Linked DNA regions of Homo sapiens: region 2 is linked to region 1. The links are chromatin loops, found by intact Hi-C in ENCODE. Cell type or tissue: PC-9. All regions are shown on one strand.

Region 1 (8,000 bases):
AACTTCTATTTCAGCAAACTGTTCCTGATTTATAATTTTAATACTCGTTTTCCTTCCTTAGGGACTATTTTGTTGGATCCTCCTTTTTTTCATTATTTCTTTATATTTACTTGTCTTCTCATCCTTCATTTTCTCTCAAATAATTTTTATCTTTTCCTTTATTTCTGTTTGATTTCCTTCATTTTTCCTTTTTTATCTTTTGATTTTTCTCACTGTATTTTTCCATAGTATCTTTTTCCCATGTATTGCTACTTATTAGTCTTTATTTATAAGTGTATTTTTTAAAATAACTTTCCTGAGTTCTGTAAGTTCTCAATTCATAGCCATTGGCTATTTAACTATTTCTTCTATTTCTGGTTTATACTATTCTTTCAAAGTGTCTATTGATTTTTTAATTTATTTTCTCTCACTTTGCTATTGCATCTATGATATTATGATTTTATATACTTTATATATAAACACACGTATATAGGTTTTCATTCACCATTCCTGGATCATGACTCCGTAACTCTGGTTACAGTTTTTTTATAATCTGGGGTGCTTCATGTCTCTGGAACAGGCCTCGAGAAACAGAATCTCTCTCTTTAACCTCCTGTCCTCCTCTCACCTGCCCAAGGCAGGACTCTATCCTGATTATGGGTTAAAAGACTCTCATTCAGAGCGGGTCCTGCCCCACACCCTAAAAAAAAAGTCTGGGCAAACAGGCCTTCTGGGTTTAGATCATGCACTTTTTGCCCAATCACATGTCTACATAGTTGTCCATCATGCTTATGTTATGAAGCCACCATAAAAACCCAAAAGGACAGGGCTGAGAGAGCTTCCAGATAGCTGACACGTGGAGGTTCCTGGAGGGTGCTATGTCAGGGGAGGACGTGGAAGCTCCGCACCCCTTCCCCCGTGCCTTGCCTTATGCTTCTCTTCATCTGTATTTGCTTCTCCATGAAACAGGAAAAACACCCGGTATTTCCTTATCTATGAAACAGGGATCTTTAGTGATATACTTGTAATATACCTTATAATACACTGGTAAACTTAAGAACTTAAGTGTTTCCCTGAACTGCTTCAGCAAGTTAATCGAACCCAGAGGGGGTCGTGGGAACCCCAACTTGAAGCCATTAGGTCAGAAGTTCAGATTTGCAGCAAGGAGTGTCTGCCACAAGGGTGTGTTGGCGGGGGCAGTCTTGGGGTCTGAGCCCTCAGCCTGTGGGATCCGATGCTATCTCCAGGTAGCTAGAGTGGGAATTGAACTAGAGGTGAATTTGAGGTGAATTAGAATTGAATTACTTGGTGTCCACTGTTTGTCGGTGGGGAACCCCCCCCCCCCCCCAAAGAATTTGGCCATAGAAGTCTTCTTTTGTGTTCATTGCTGTGGCGTGAGAGCAAAGAAAAAATTTGATTCGGGTGTTTTTCCGAAACAGAATGTTATAGTTTTCATCTGCTTTGTGTCCACTTTTTCTGGTGTTATTTATTTCGTTATTACCTTTTTTTAAATAATAACTTTGAATTATTTAGACTATTTTTTTTTCTGTGTGTTCCCTGTTTAAATGAAATGGCTTTTCCTAGACTATTAAGGGACAGTTCCTGGTCAGTGGGGGCCAGGGGATGAACTAGGGTCACTCTCTCAGCTTCATCTTTTCTTGTTATTAAGAAGGACTCAAAATACATCATCCCATCCATCTCTCAGGCCTACGCCTGGCCAAGAAGGTTTCCTGCCTTCAGTTCTATGTTTCCCAGAGCTCTCCCCTTTAGACAAGTTATTTTTTTCTTACATGACTTCCCGGGATCTGACTCCTTTGGGCCCACAACCTCCTCCCCACACCGCTTACCATCTCAACTGTCCAGAGTTACTGCCCGGCTCAACGTGTCTGCTTCTGGCGGTTTTCCCCTCTGGAAAAGGATATTATTGGATATTTTGGCAATCATCCAGGGTTTGCTCTACTGCCTCACTCTCAGGTCTCTTGTGATGCTGTCTGCAGGCTCCTGCTTTCACTTGCAACTCTGAGCATATCGGAATAGTAGTTTCACAGTTATTCTCAGGCTTGTCCACACAGATTTTTATTCCAGATTAGGCCTTCTTTTAAGGGTGAGTCTTCATGGGTGATCTTGGGTTCTATAGCTTACAGGGCTTGTCAAAGGTTTGCATTGAGCCCACCACTCTCTTTTCCTGTTTCTGCCACCTCGCACCATCTGAACCCCAGTGTTTCTACCCTGCTCAGTTGCTGCCACGACTCCACAGCGGATTGCCTTTAGGTGCCATTTCTACATGTGGTTTTGACTACAGCAGTACTGTAGGGTTTAGAGATGTTTCCTATCACCTAGTATTTAAAAATATATAATCTAGGCATATTTTTACACTATTTCTAATTTTCTGTTTGGTTTTCTGGAGGAGTTTTGAAAAGATTAAGAAACTACACTGCCACCATAATCTCACTAGGACCAGAACTCAGGATCAATTTTTCTTAGAGAATGTGGAAGAATGAAGCTTCCACATATTCTTTATAAAATCTTATAATTTTAGAATGTGAGTTCTCTAAAACTCTTAAAGGTCACAGAGTCCAATACCTTCCTGTAATAGGAAAGATAATTGAGGTCCAGAGAGTGAAAAACAAGGCTCTCTCAAAGTCAGTGTAGAAAGTAGTAGAGCCAAGTATAAAATACAGCTTTCCCTTAGTCTTGGTGTTAGAAGGAACCTCAGGGCATGTGGTCCATCTTCTTACCCAGTGCAGAATTCCCCAGGAAGACAGGCAGCCAATATCCCCTTGAATATCTTAAAGGATGAGATGTCTAACTCAACCAGTTCCCCATGTGGTAAAGACAAACTTGTCTTTTCACTTTTTTCCTTTTTCAAAAGTATAAACGGAGACACACAAGGATGAATTGATGCAGGTGTTATTGCGTTTGTTCCCTGTTTCCTCTCAGTTTAGAAGCTGACTTGGAAGCACCTCTAGGTTGATTCACAGCCTGAGTTGGACACAATCTTTAAGTTCATCTAGTCTAGTGGATTCATTAGTCTATGCTTAAACATGCCTGGCAGCTCACTCTATCATCAATTGTTCAGGAGTTCTTCCTAAAGTGAGATGATGCACATGAGCGTATTTGTGGATTACACAACCTTATATAAATCTAAGATTGTCAGATTTATTATGTTGAATGGAATTTTCTCCCCTTTAACTTCTAAGCATTGTTCTTGGTTCCGCCCTCTGAAGCTATGCAGAAAAAGTCTCATTACTCTTGTACTTTGCAGTGCTTGAAACGCTGGAAGAGAGCTATGGGGCTCCTTCCTTGTGGCTAAGGCTTATCTTTTTCCATGGTTATAAACAAAGCCAGCACTTTTATTCCTCCTGTGGCATTGTCTGCAGTACTCCCAGCAATCTGTTTTTTCTCCTTTAGCACACTAAAGCTTATTAATGTTTCTCTTAAAACGCCAAAAATAAACAGAGTGGGACTCGACTTTCTTTGTCTCAGCATCACACTTACATCAGCACAGTGTAAGATTATGAGTCATTCCAGTGCTTCTTATTGTGCCTTATTTGTTTTCAGCTTGCAGTCAACTAAAAACACCTAATATTTTCTAGTGAACTTCTAGTAAAGCGGTTCTCCAACTTATTGGGCATGGGCCGTTGATATTTTTGTCCTTGATGTAGGAAAATAGCTTTGTAAGCAGCAACACAAGTCCTTTCAGAACTCCAGTGACTGACTGAATCTGGGGACCTTGAGTCTTTTGGGCATCAAGGTTTTCTCTGATATGCTCCATCCCTTTCTTGGGATTTAATTCTTCCTTGGCTATATTTGTTCTACTCCTTTTCATTTGAATATCATACTCCTAGATATACAAGTCCAAAGAAAAGTAGTGGGTGAACAATCCCCTTCTCACTCTTGGTAATAATTTCTACCACTTTCTACTACTCCCCTGGCATCACTGCTGTTTTCTTTTTACCACTGTCTGTACCAGTATATCATTGACTACCCAAGCAGGGGTGCATGCTGGTCTCATTCTCCTGTTTACTTTTTTTTTTCTTATTAATACAGTATTTATTTGTCTTTTCTCCGTCAAACCCTGAGCCAACCATGTTCCCCAGGCTGCCTGGGGAGGTATAGGAAAAGGAACACACAGGGCCCATCAGACATGGAAAAAAGAACTATGGGAGGTGGAGACGGCTCCTTCACATGGCGAAGAGGATGAGAAAGGCCACCATCAGGCAAAAGAGCCCCAAGGCCTCCCAGAGGGCAAAGCCCAGAATGGCATAGGAGAAGAGCTGTTGCTTCAGAGAAGCGTTCCTGGCATAACCAATGATGAGGCTCCCAAACACAGTCCCAATCCCAGCCCCAGAGCCAGCCACCCCAACTGTGGTAGCCCCAGCCCCAATGAATTTGGCTGCCATGTCTATGTCCCTTGAAATGGCACTAGTTTGGAAGCTGCAGCTAGGGACAAGTGAGGTAAGGGGACATGAGACTGCCAAGCTGCTGAGACTCTCATCTGCCATTGTCTCCGGTCATTTCAACACCACTGCAGATAGTGGATGGCTCAGCAGCTGTGAGGTGCTCTTGACCAAGGAGGGAGTGGAGATGAATTTGGAGCAGGCATACATTTTTACGGGGTGAGGGGCTATGGCAGGAGAGCTGCTCCCAGTGCAGAGAAGACAGACAGGACTCTCCTGTTTAAACATACAGTGGGGGGTCAGGGAGAGGGCATGATCAGGAAGACATAAAATTGGATGGTACATACAGACCCTCTTTAAGAGGCAGATATCTGCTGTCAGTACCTCTTGACATACATTCCCCGCCCACTCATTATCCAGGACAACACCTTTATATCTTCTAATCCCTGTATTTCCTTATCTATGAAACAGGGATCTTCAGTGATAACCTACCTTTCCTTTGTAGGATAACCTACATTCCCTTAGGACATTCCTAATAATATAAATTATTCTTTCTCACTGCCCTATTTACTATGCAGACCTTATCTATTGAGGCTGTATGCTAAAGAAGACCCTTATGGTGCTAAGGAGTACACCCTGGGGCCAAGAATTCGAAAGCCTTCACCCTAGTGTGAGTTGTCAAGTGCTGGCTGGCCAGTTTCTGTAAAGGAGCCACTAAACCACTAATGAGAGCCTCAAAAATAAACATACCACAAAACAAACACATGGAGAGAAAAGGTTAAGTTAACTTGTAAGTACTTTCCTATCATTTTTCCTGATCATGCCCAAATACTGGTCATAGGATTTCCTTTTATGTTGATAAGGGAGAATGGAGGCTGTGAAGAGGAAGTAGGACTCAAAGATGAGAACAAGGGTGAAGCATAAACTGGTCTATGAGCTGGGATTCAGACGGCATATATCCCACTTCCAAAATTGTGGTGAACACCATGAGGTCAATAAACATTACCGAGAGAGAGATGTATTTTCATATTTATTCACTACTGAATGAATATAAATGAATATATACATATACTTCTGTATACTTTTGTACATCCACCTACTCATATGCCAGTCTGAAAGACAGAATATTCCCATTACCCATCATGGAATTCCTCTGTGTGCCCATCACCACTCTCATCTACTTCCCTATTCTCTTAGAACCTGTTTTTTCTGTTTATTGATCTTCTGTTTTTCTTTATTGTTTTATGGCATACATTTTTATTTCTAAACAGTATATTATTTAGTCTTGCATGTTTTTTAACTTTATGTAAGTGGAATTACACTGTGTATTTCTTTGCCTTGCTTTTTTGTTTGTTTGTTCAATTTCATATTCCTGAGATTCATCTATGTTGCTGTAAATTGCTATAGTTCATTTGTTTCTACTGGTATATAGTATCCCATTTATTCAGCAATATATTATCCATTCTATTTGGATTGTTTCTAGTATTTTTATTTTTATCACAAAGAATGCTAGGATTAACATTCCTATGTATGTCTCCTTATGGTATGGACCAGAGTTTCTCTAGGTGTATATCATGGAATAGAGTTGCTAGGTCAAAAGCTATATGTATTCTTAAGTAAACTGGATAATTCTAAGTTAAAAAAAACTGGCACCAATTTTCATTTTTACATACTGTGTATAAGAGTTCTGATTGAAGTCACATCCTTGCCAAACCTGAAGTAGTCAAACTTTTAAATTTTTGCCAATCTATTGAATATGAAATATTTCCTTATGGTTTCAATTAGCATTTACCCACTAATGAGGTTGAATGTTTTGTTTTATGGTTTTCTTCATTTCTTGTTCTTTATCTTTATCTTCTTGTAGTTTATTCATTTTTATGGATGTTTGGGTAGTTCTTGATACTTTTTTTAATAGATTCTATATACTAATTATTTGACAATTATATGTGTAACAGAACTTTCACTCAATTTGTATGTTGTATCCTTAACAATTTTTATTTCCCTTTGAAAAATCAAACTCCTTAATTTGAATCTAGTTTCACTGGGTGTTTTTTCTATGCATGAGATAATATATCTCCCCAGTCTGTCCCTTTCCTTTTTATTTATGTAACAGTTAATTCAATGAGCAAATGTTTTTAATTTTGATATCTGATTTATTAGTTATTTCCTTTTGTAATCATTGTTTTCAATATTTAAGAATTTTTTTTTTTTTTTTTGAGATGAAGCCTAGCTCTGTTGCCCATGCTGGAGTGCAGTGGCGCGATCTCAGCTCACTGCAACCTCCGCCTCCCAGGTTCAAGCGATTCTCCTGCCTCAGCCTCCCGAGTAGCTGGGATTACAGGTGTGCACAACCATGCCCAGCTGATTTTTGAATTTTTTAATAGAGATGGGGATTCACTGTGTTGGCCAGGCTGGTCTCAAACTCCTGACCTCGTGATCCACCTGCCTCAGCCTCCCAAAGTGCTGGGACTACAAGCGTGAGCCACCATGCCTGGCTAGAAATTGTTTAACTTCAGAAAATATCTTCCTATTTTTTTCAAAAATCTTTACATTTTAGCTTTTAAATTTACATCTATTTGTTATTTGTTTTGTATGGTGAGGTAAGTGTTTGGAGTTCATTTGTTTCCCCATGTAGATATTCAGTTGACTGAGCACAATAGTTGAAAATACTCTTTTTTTTTTTTGGTAAGGTGGAGTCTCGCTTTGTCACCCAGGCTGGAGTGCAGTGGCATGATTTCGGCTCACTGCAACCTCCACCTCCTCGGTTCAAGCAATTCTTCTGCCTCAGCCTCTTGAGTAGCTGGGATTACAGGCATGTGGAGGCACATGCCACCATGCCCAGGTAATTTTTGTATTTGTAGTAGAAATGGGGGTTTCACCATGTTGGCCAGGCTGGTCTCGAACTCCTGACCTCAAGTGATCCACCTGCCTTGACCTCCTAAAGTGCTGGGATTATAGGCATGAGCCACTGCACAGGGCCAAAAAACTTTTTTCTATTGAATTACTTCAGTGTCTTTATGAAAAATCAGTTGACTGTATCATTGTGGGTTTATTTTGAATTATCTATTTTGTTTTGGTAGTTTTCAACCAATATGTCTTCAAACATTTTTTTTCTGCCCCATTCTCTGTCTCTTCTTTTGGGTCTCCAATTACACATATATTAAACTGCTTAATATTGTTACATGGGTTTCTAAAGCTTTGTTTCTTTTTATTCAATATTTTCCTCTCCATTTCTCAGCTTGTATAATTTCTAACGTTCTAGTTTTATGTTTATTGACTTTCCTCTACCACCTTCAATCTGCTATTAAACCCATTTAGTGACTTTTTCATTTTATAGTATTTTTCCTCTCTAAAATTTTCATTTTGTTCTCTTTTATAGGTTTTATTTCTCTAATTATATGCCCCATCTGCTCATTATGAATATATCTTCCTCTAAGTCCTTAAACATATTCATAATAGCTGCTTTAAAGTCTCTGTCTTCTAATTGCAACATCTGCATCATCTTGGAGTTGGGGTCTTTTGAGTTATTTTAATCTTCGTTATTGGTCACATTTTTCTATTTCTTGCACATGTGTATTGATAATTGATCAATACTGGACATTATAAAAATTTATGTATAGA
Region 2 (8,000 bases), 170 kb after region 1:
ATTGACACTGGCTTCCTCTCTCTTTAGGGTCCCCAGGCAGGTGGCTGGGACACTATTTGCAATCAGCAAGGAACCCTGCTGCCCTTAGACTCCCCACAGAGCAAGCAGAACTTGCAGAATGGGGTAAAAACACTCTATTAAAGATTTTTTAAACCTATTTATATTGTAATAAAGTAAATGTAAATAAAATTTAAGTGAAGGCAGATTGCAGATATTTCCGATGCTATACAAGATATATCTCATAGTATGGGTGTAGATTCTGCAAAGGTTAATGCAGTTAAACATATTTGACACATAAAAATGTCAGATCCAACATTAATCATTCACCAATTGTAATTGCCTTTCTATGGGTCTCTTCTCCCCAAGACATAGCTTAAAACACCAGGCTCGGTAGAAATCTGGGAGGAAAAAAGCAAATAATACCTCTCAGCTGTCAGGGTCTATGATACGCTTTGATAGATTTAGCACTGATTTCATTCTCTTTACAATTCAGTGTGATTGGGTGTGCGTGTGTGTGTGTGTGTGTGTGTGTGTGTGTGTGTGTGTTACTCCATGTTTCTCCTTTTTAAGGAAGGAGAAGGTGTGGAACAAGAGAAAGTTCCTAAGTCTGAAGGAAGTCCAACCCAGTTATGAAGGGAATGCCATCCACAAGCCTTTTTTATAATTGGCCCCTGCCTCAGGTAAAGGGGTCTCCTTTAAGGAGCCAGTCTGGCTAAATTGGCAGATTCTGAACAAAGCCTGGCCCTGACAAGTCTTCAGAAAAACCGGTTTTCACCTCCAGAATGTGCCCCAGGCAGCAAAATACAATAGCTCTCCTTGGCTGAGTGGTGTTTTTCTTAGGAGCTCACTCTAAAGGAGATTCCAGCTTTGCAGATGGATACCGATCACTTGAATGGCCAAGCCCTGCCCCCCAGCCAGTGACCTCTGAGGGGGATAGGTCTCTTCACCTTCCCCCAACCCTTCCCTGGTTTTTGACCCCTGAGGGTCCCAGATTGCCAGCAGGAACTAAAAGGAATAAACCTTTCTCCAAAATATTTTTCTGTGTCAAGTTAATACAGATTTAAAACCTAGTTTCTGTCACCCCCACCCCTTCATTCCAAGACCCACAGGCAACAAAAGGATGAAGAAGCCAAGCCACAGGCATTTTTTAAAAACATGTTTACTCATAAAAATTGCGTAGCAAATCCAACTGTGGGGTGCTGTTTGTCCAGCAAACTCCTAGTTAACCAGCAAACACCTCCCATTCAAGGTCTGAAACAAGCCCTGAGATCAGAACAAAAAGCACACGACAGACACGATGTGGCACTTTTATTTGCAGCTTGGTTTGAGCCCTATGACCTGGAATCTTTTTATAGGAGATAAGTGCTTGTGTATTTATGTGCCACCTGGCCCAGGTGGAGGCAGGAACCAAAATGGCCAACAATGGTGACCAGAGGGTAGACTGTCAAACACTAGCCAGGGCACAATGCTGTGACTACAAAAGGTTCTACCTGATGTGCTGTTGGGTTCCCCCACACCCAAAGTCCCATGCAAATGCTATCTTCACAAGAGAGGCACAGGGCTTGGTATTTCTGGCACCAAGGTCTGAACTGCCCACTTCCTCCCACCAATGCAGCACAGATTGCTTATTCCCTCTTGCAGAAAAAGAAAGCCCCAAGCCTGGCCCAGAGCAGCTTGCCAGGGAAGCCAGTGTGTGCCCAGAGCTGGAGCAAGCTGCTCATCCATCTTCTATGTCCAACCCCCACTCTTTTATGTCTCATGTCTTCATTGCAAAGCATGACTCGCCAAAAACACAACACAGAGAAAATGGTTTCATCAAAATTCCCTTGCAACAACAACAACAACAAAATAATATTACCCTGCTTTCATTATTCACAATCTTTTATTGAGGCAAAAGGCAAATATCATTGAGCCAAACCTGGATAGACAAATATATACAACCACTGGTAATTTAATATTTTGTGCTAATGGTATACACTGTAGATACAACCCAAGAGGAGTAAATTACAATCCTATCAATAATATATCGCATCCGGGCTCCAGTTTCCCAGTACACGAGAAAATGTGTATTGGCAAAGGCTCTCCAAATATTAAAAGCCATGCATATAATGAGGCAGTGGGTACAGAAGCTAGAAACTCCCACAGGACTGTGCTGTGGTCTTTGTTATCAAGGCCCTTCGGGAGGAAATAGCCCACATCAAAGCTCCAAAACCTGATGCTAAATGCAGACATCCCATTCACATTCTCAGCCGATCTCTAGGTGAAACTTCAATCACAGAATAACCTATAATCAGGGCACCAGTTTGCAGACCGCTTGGAGCACTGCCCCAATTTGGACACCTCAGGTCTATGGTAGATGCCCAGGTTCTGCTGGGGTGACCTGTGGTGATGGACAAGGGACTCCAGAGAGTCCCAGTACAGCTGGCAATATCTGAGAGACCATGTGGCTTTGGAGCAGCCTCCCCAACTTGTATGTGATCCTCCAAAAGAAAAGTGGGAGGAAAAAAAGGCAAGTACTGATGACAGGCAAGGAGCCAACGAACTGCAAAGGGAGACAGATTTACTTTGAAATTTAAAATGCCCCACTTACTAAATTTTTGTCAGTGGATCCAAATTCCCTTACTCCCCACTGCAAGAGAAGCAAATGACAGTCTTACCTAAGAGCAGAGAGGAAATATTTCTACCACAGTAACACTAGTAATCTGGACAAATAAGGTTAATGTGGGCAAGAGGGCTAGTTAGTGCCACAGTCACATGCTGGTACTCCCTTGATTCAGGGGATATTTGAGGAAACTTACAAGGCAGAAGGGGCAGTCTCTTTCTTGTCTCTTTTTCACTCAGCCCCTGGAAGAAAAAGGAGAGGCCGAGGAGGGAAGGGAGGCTGTCAGGGTCTCTCAGGCAAAAGGAACAGGAGGCAGACAGCAGCCCCAACCTCAAGCTCAGAGATGAAAAGCCCTGGCCAGACACCAGTTCATTAGTGGAAATAAAAGCTTCCTAAATTGCAGGGAACTGGCTGGGCTTTCTGGAGAGACACCTACACATCAAAGAAAAATAATGTGAAAAATTCTCTTTGTCTGGGGACAAGAAGCAGCATCTGGGAGTCTCGTCATAGCCTCCCTCCCTCCTCCCCACAATCTCTCCACCATCCGCCTTCAAATCCTGGGAACCTTTTGGAGGGGTGAAGATGGCCATTTTTCCTGCTGCCTGTCAGATAGCAGGGACCGGTGGGACACCTGGTGGGCAGTGGGGGAAATACAGCCACATTGGACCTCAACGTCACTACCCAGGTCTAGAGAGACCTGTGTATTCTGAGATCATGGGAAAAAACAAGGAAGGCATCTTTCTAGGGGATGTGACATTGAAGTGGACTTTAAATGTAGTAGCAATTGACTTAAATTTCTGCTATTTTCAATTGTGTTTGGGAAGAGATGGGTGGCTCAGAATAAATATAAATAAATAGAATCCATAGATAAACAAATACACACTATAATGTTTAATGCAATTCCCACATTATTTAAACTTTACTTAAAGTCGCATTGAAAATAGACACTATCCCAGTGGACTCACCAAGCCAAACACCTGGAAGAAGTTCCCTGAAGATAATCCATAGACGAGAAACTCTCACCAAAGATAATGGAACATTGACTGCTCAAGGAGAATACTGAGGAATTTCTTATTTGCACCCAAGAGGTTGCCAAGAGCAGCCCAAAGCTTCTGAGTCAGCATGTGAAGTGGTTAAGAGGGGATCAAATTAGATCTGCTGCCAATTTGATATGGCTGTGGGACTTTGGGCCAGCCACTTAACCTCTCTAAGACCCAATTTCCTTATCTGTCAAATAGAAATAATGATAATAATAGCAAGTACTTACTAAGAGCCAGACACTGCATGCTTTGTGTATATTAAATCATTTAATGTCTCCAGCCATTTTAAGGTATGACTGATATTTCTGTTTTATGGAGGAGAGAGGGTAAGGGACCAGCCCAAGATCACATAGCCTGCGAGTGGCAAAGCTAAGATCCAACCTGGGCTCCCTGACTCTGGAGTTCACACTTGGAGCTACTACTCTATCCGATCTCTTAATGATAGCATGAGAATTAGGTAAGATAATGCATGCAAACATGTTAGCAAGTGCCTAGGCCTAGTAAATTTCTTGCACTCAAAAATATTATTGATGATGGTAATCTCAGTATCAAGTAAAAGTATCTTCGAGAAGCTTGTCTAGTGCCCACTCAGCTGGAATAAGTAAGCATAGGCACACCTTTGGCTGCCAGAAATCCAGCATTAAACTTACTGTGCCATTTAGTCACACCTTCAGGCCAACCTTAACTTTTATCACAATTATCTCCTCCTCCCATCACCTTCCTTTTAGGAGAGTTTTCATTGCTTTGTTTACCTTTACATTTAGTATATGTATCATACTGTAGGAGCCTTGAGAGTTTTCTTTTTTAAAATTGTCATAAGATCAATGAGAAAGATACAACAATTTTTCCAGGGTAAGTGCCATTTCAAATTTTTACTTTATTTTTCTGAAGGCAGGTGAAAAGTACTGGTGAGAAAGAAGCTGGTGAAGAGCTAATAAAGAAAAAAAAAGTTGGTTTTTTGTTTGTTTGTTTTGTTTTTGTTTTTTGTTTTCTTTTTTGAGATGGAGTCTCACCCTGTCATCCAGGCTGGAGTACAGTGGCATGATCTCGGCTCACGGCAACCTCCTACTCCTGGGTTCAAGCGATTCTCCTGTCTCAGCCTCCCAAGTAGCTGGGACTACAGGCATACACCATCATGCCCGGCTAATTTTTGTATTTTTAGTAGAGATGGGGTTTGGCCATGTTGGCCAGGCTGGTCTCGGACTCCTGATCTCAGGTGATCTGCCTGCCTTGGCCTCCCAAAGCGCTGGGATTACAGGTGTGAGCCACTGTGCCTGGCCAAAAAGAAAATTCTGAGCACATAAGAAAGTAGAAGAATCAATAGAAATCAAGCAAGAAATAGCAAACCAGTGATCAGGGAGGAGGATGCAATCATGTTGCTGTGGCGTGGGCACTGAGCTTAGCAATGGAGAAGCAGCTTCTTGATGAAGCCCCATCCTGTGGGTTCCATCAAAGAAATTTCCAAAGTTGAGGCAGCTCTGACACCAGGAGTGTCATCCCCAGACTGGAGGTCACTCCCCAAGACCTTTCAGAGATGAGACTGGGGACCGTTATGTCACCTGGACCCCTTGGACACCTGGCTTCATATTACCACTCCCTCCTTTAAGTATCCAGCTAATTTTAAAGTATGAAGTTCTTGGCTGGAGAACACTCACCTGGCAAAGTTGCCAACATGAGGGAGATCCTCACCTGAAAATAGACAAAAAGCAGGCCAAAGGAGAAACTAAGACATTTTACGGAATGAGTTCCTTTTGTCTCATTACCTTACCCTGTGACCATCTGCCTTCTAAGAAGGAAGAAAGCCTTGAACAAAGAAAGTGTCCCTTTTAATAACAGAACCATATAAATTACATTTCATTACTATGCCATTATGGCACATTGCATTATAATCCAACTGTTAAAGGCCTCACCTCAGAAGCCCACATCATTCCACTTTGCCCTCCTGAACGCCTGGCTTTTAGCTGAGTCAATTTATCTACTGCAATTAGATCCAGGCTCCCTCCTTCCTGAGTCAAGTCCTTCCCAGCAATGGCAGCAACTTTCCTATGCCCCTCCACGGGGGCTCTATTTAACATTTCTTGCCACTCAGAGCTAATTTTGAAAGTTGCTATGGATTCATTAATCAATGACGTTTTTTTTTTTTTTAACTTTAATATGCTTACAATTTACCTGAGAATCTTGTAAAAATGCAGATTCTGATTCAGCACATGTGGGATGGGGCCTTAGATTCAGCCCTTATCACCAGCTCCCAGGTGATGTTACTGTGATGCCTGGATCACACTGTGAATAGCAAAGGCTTAGGGGGCTCAAGGTTCAAAACCCGGTTCTCCTACACTATTCCTCTCAGTTTAGCAGGAGGCCCAGACTCATGTCTCATCTTGGTGTCTCTCCTTTTCCTTTGGCTTCTCTTTCAAGTCACTGGTGTCTTAGCCAATCTGGGGAGACGGGAGAGGCCCAGAGAAGGCCACAGGAGGGTATGCTTGGCTTGTCACAGCAGCAAAGGCTCTGACAAATGATGAAGAAGATGGGGCCTTTTCTGAATGTGGAAATGGCCGGGTGATCCCTATTCAGGAAACACCAGTGGTTTAGAATAGTAAAAGTGCCCTAACACCTAATATGTGAGGTAGGTTACTGAGAAATGAAACGTTTGTGACCCAGAAACTAAGATAAAGCAACTTCAAGTAGTTCGACAAGTGACAACCAACCTGGAGCAAGTAACCATGAGTACACTTTCGCCGCCAGAAAATCCAGACCTAAACTTAGTGGGCAATTTTCAAGATTTAAGAAGAAAGGAGTTAAGTAATTTACCAAAAGTCAAGATTCTGGGCCAGGCCTTAAACTGACCCAATTTCTTCTGCCTCTTAGTCTAGTGTTGTTTCTAACAAGTCACTTTATTGCTGTGCTGAGAAGCTACTCCTCTCTCATTAACTTTACCATGTAGATTTATCATCACTCTAAAACTCAGTGCTTCCGTTCTTTTTTTTTTTTTTTTTTTTTTTTTGGGAATGGAATCTGTAGAGCTGAAAAAATTTAAAAATTAAATATTGAATATAAATATGTTTTTAAAGGATAGTTATAATGTTTAGCTACTTTTCTTTTCCAGTGTTTACTGGAGAAACAAACTCCATCAATAAATGAACATGCCAAGCAGTGATGTCGGATCAGAAAGTCAGTGACTGGGTGGGAAGAACTTAAGCTGAAGCAGGATAGATCTAGGTTCAAATCCAGTGTCTGTGGCCTTCAGCAAAACAGTAAATCTGTGCTTCAGTTTGTAAAATGTTACAAGGCAAAACAAAGTCCCTACCTTTCACCTTTCAAAGTCATTTCACATACAAAAAGTACTTCATGAATGATAAATATGAAAATAATTATTTTTATGTATCTCAATTGTAGTAGGATACTGAAGAGGATCAGAACATGCCATCTCAAATATACCAACTTGGCAAGAGAATTATTTTGACTTGAAGGCAAGTGAGAAGAAGCAGACATAGGAAAAGTTATTTTTCTCTCCCCTTAACTGCCTAAGAACAACATAAATTTTTTCGTTTGTAAAGGTAACATAAATTTCCAGTTGTAAGTGTGCCTCCCTGTGTTGTACCAGAAAGATAACTGTTCTAGCGGCAACACTTATTACCTGAGATGACTTATCGGACCTCATTACACAACTCTTAATTACCATACATTTTTCTAAACATCTTCCCACAACTTACCCCCACCACAGGAGCCCAAACTCCTTTTCCCTTGTCTAACTTTTTCTCCACATTTTATCACCCTTTGTTAAGATAGTATATAAGTTCTGAATTCTAATCTCCTTCTTTCACATTTCTTTATGAACTTCTGTGCATACCTACCCAATTAAGTGTTTTCTTCTTCTGTTAATCTGCTATTAATTAGTTTGACTTGTGGGCCCCAGCCAATGAACCTAAAAGGGTAGAGGAAGGATTATTTTCCCCCTACTAAACAGAGAAAAGAAAAGACAGGAGGACAAGGAGGGCTGAGGCAAGGCTATGAGGTCATAGCCATAAGGAAATTACAAGACACAGAAGGACTAGATGTTAACAAAGTAGAGGTCTAAAATAAAATGTTCAGGCTGAGCACAGTGATTCATGCCTGTAATCCCAGCACTTTGGGAGGCTGAGGCAGGCAGATCACCTGAGGTCAGGAGTTCAAGATCAGCCTGGTCAACATGGCAAAACCCTGTCTCTACTAAAAATACAAAAATTACCTGGGCATGGTGGTGCATGCCTGTAGTCCCAGCTACTAGGGGGGCTGAGGTGGGAGAACCACTTGAATCGGGGAGGCGGAGGTTGCAGTGAGCTGAGATCACACTATTGCACTCTAGCCTGGGGGACAGAGTG

The links. Peaks named below come from ENCODE experiments on the same cell type or tissue, not always from the same donor. Only the 100,000 strongest peaks of a DNase experiment are listed, where the experiment ranks them.
Region 2: it touches region 1 in a loop (3-fold over the local background); 4 of 110 quality-filtered maps call a loop at or near these places.

What each region holds. Positions count from the first base shown.
Region 1 is chr1:209,263,635-209,271,634 of GRCh38, forward strand. LOC105372896 (a long non-coding RNA gene) reads right to left here and starts at 3,092. Exons shown (of 5, transcript XR_922530.4): 1 at 1,827-3,092. It also overlaps the pseudogene ATP5MC2P1. In PC-9, no CTCF peak of the experiment used is centred here; no DNase peak of the experiment used is centred here; H3K27ac peaks cover 666 bases.
Region 2 is chr1:209,432,646-209,440,645 of GRCh38, forward strand. No RefSeq gene overlaps it. Among named protein-coding and RNA genes, the nearest start is that of MIR205, 4.5 kb to the left of the region's middle. RefSeq lists enhancers at 329-926, 927-1,526, 2,125-2,722. In PC-9, CTCF peaks have their summits at 3,214 (motif pointing left) and 3,416; DNase peaks (open chromatin) are centred at 796, 1,196, 1,696 and 3,246; H3K4me3 peaks cover 2,099 bases; H3K27ac peaks cover 3,173 bases.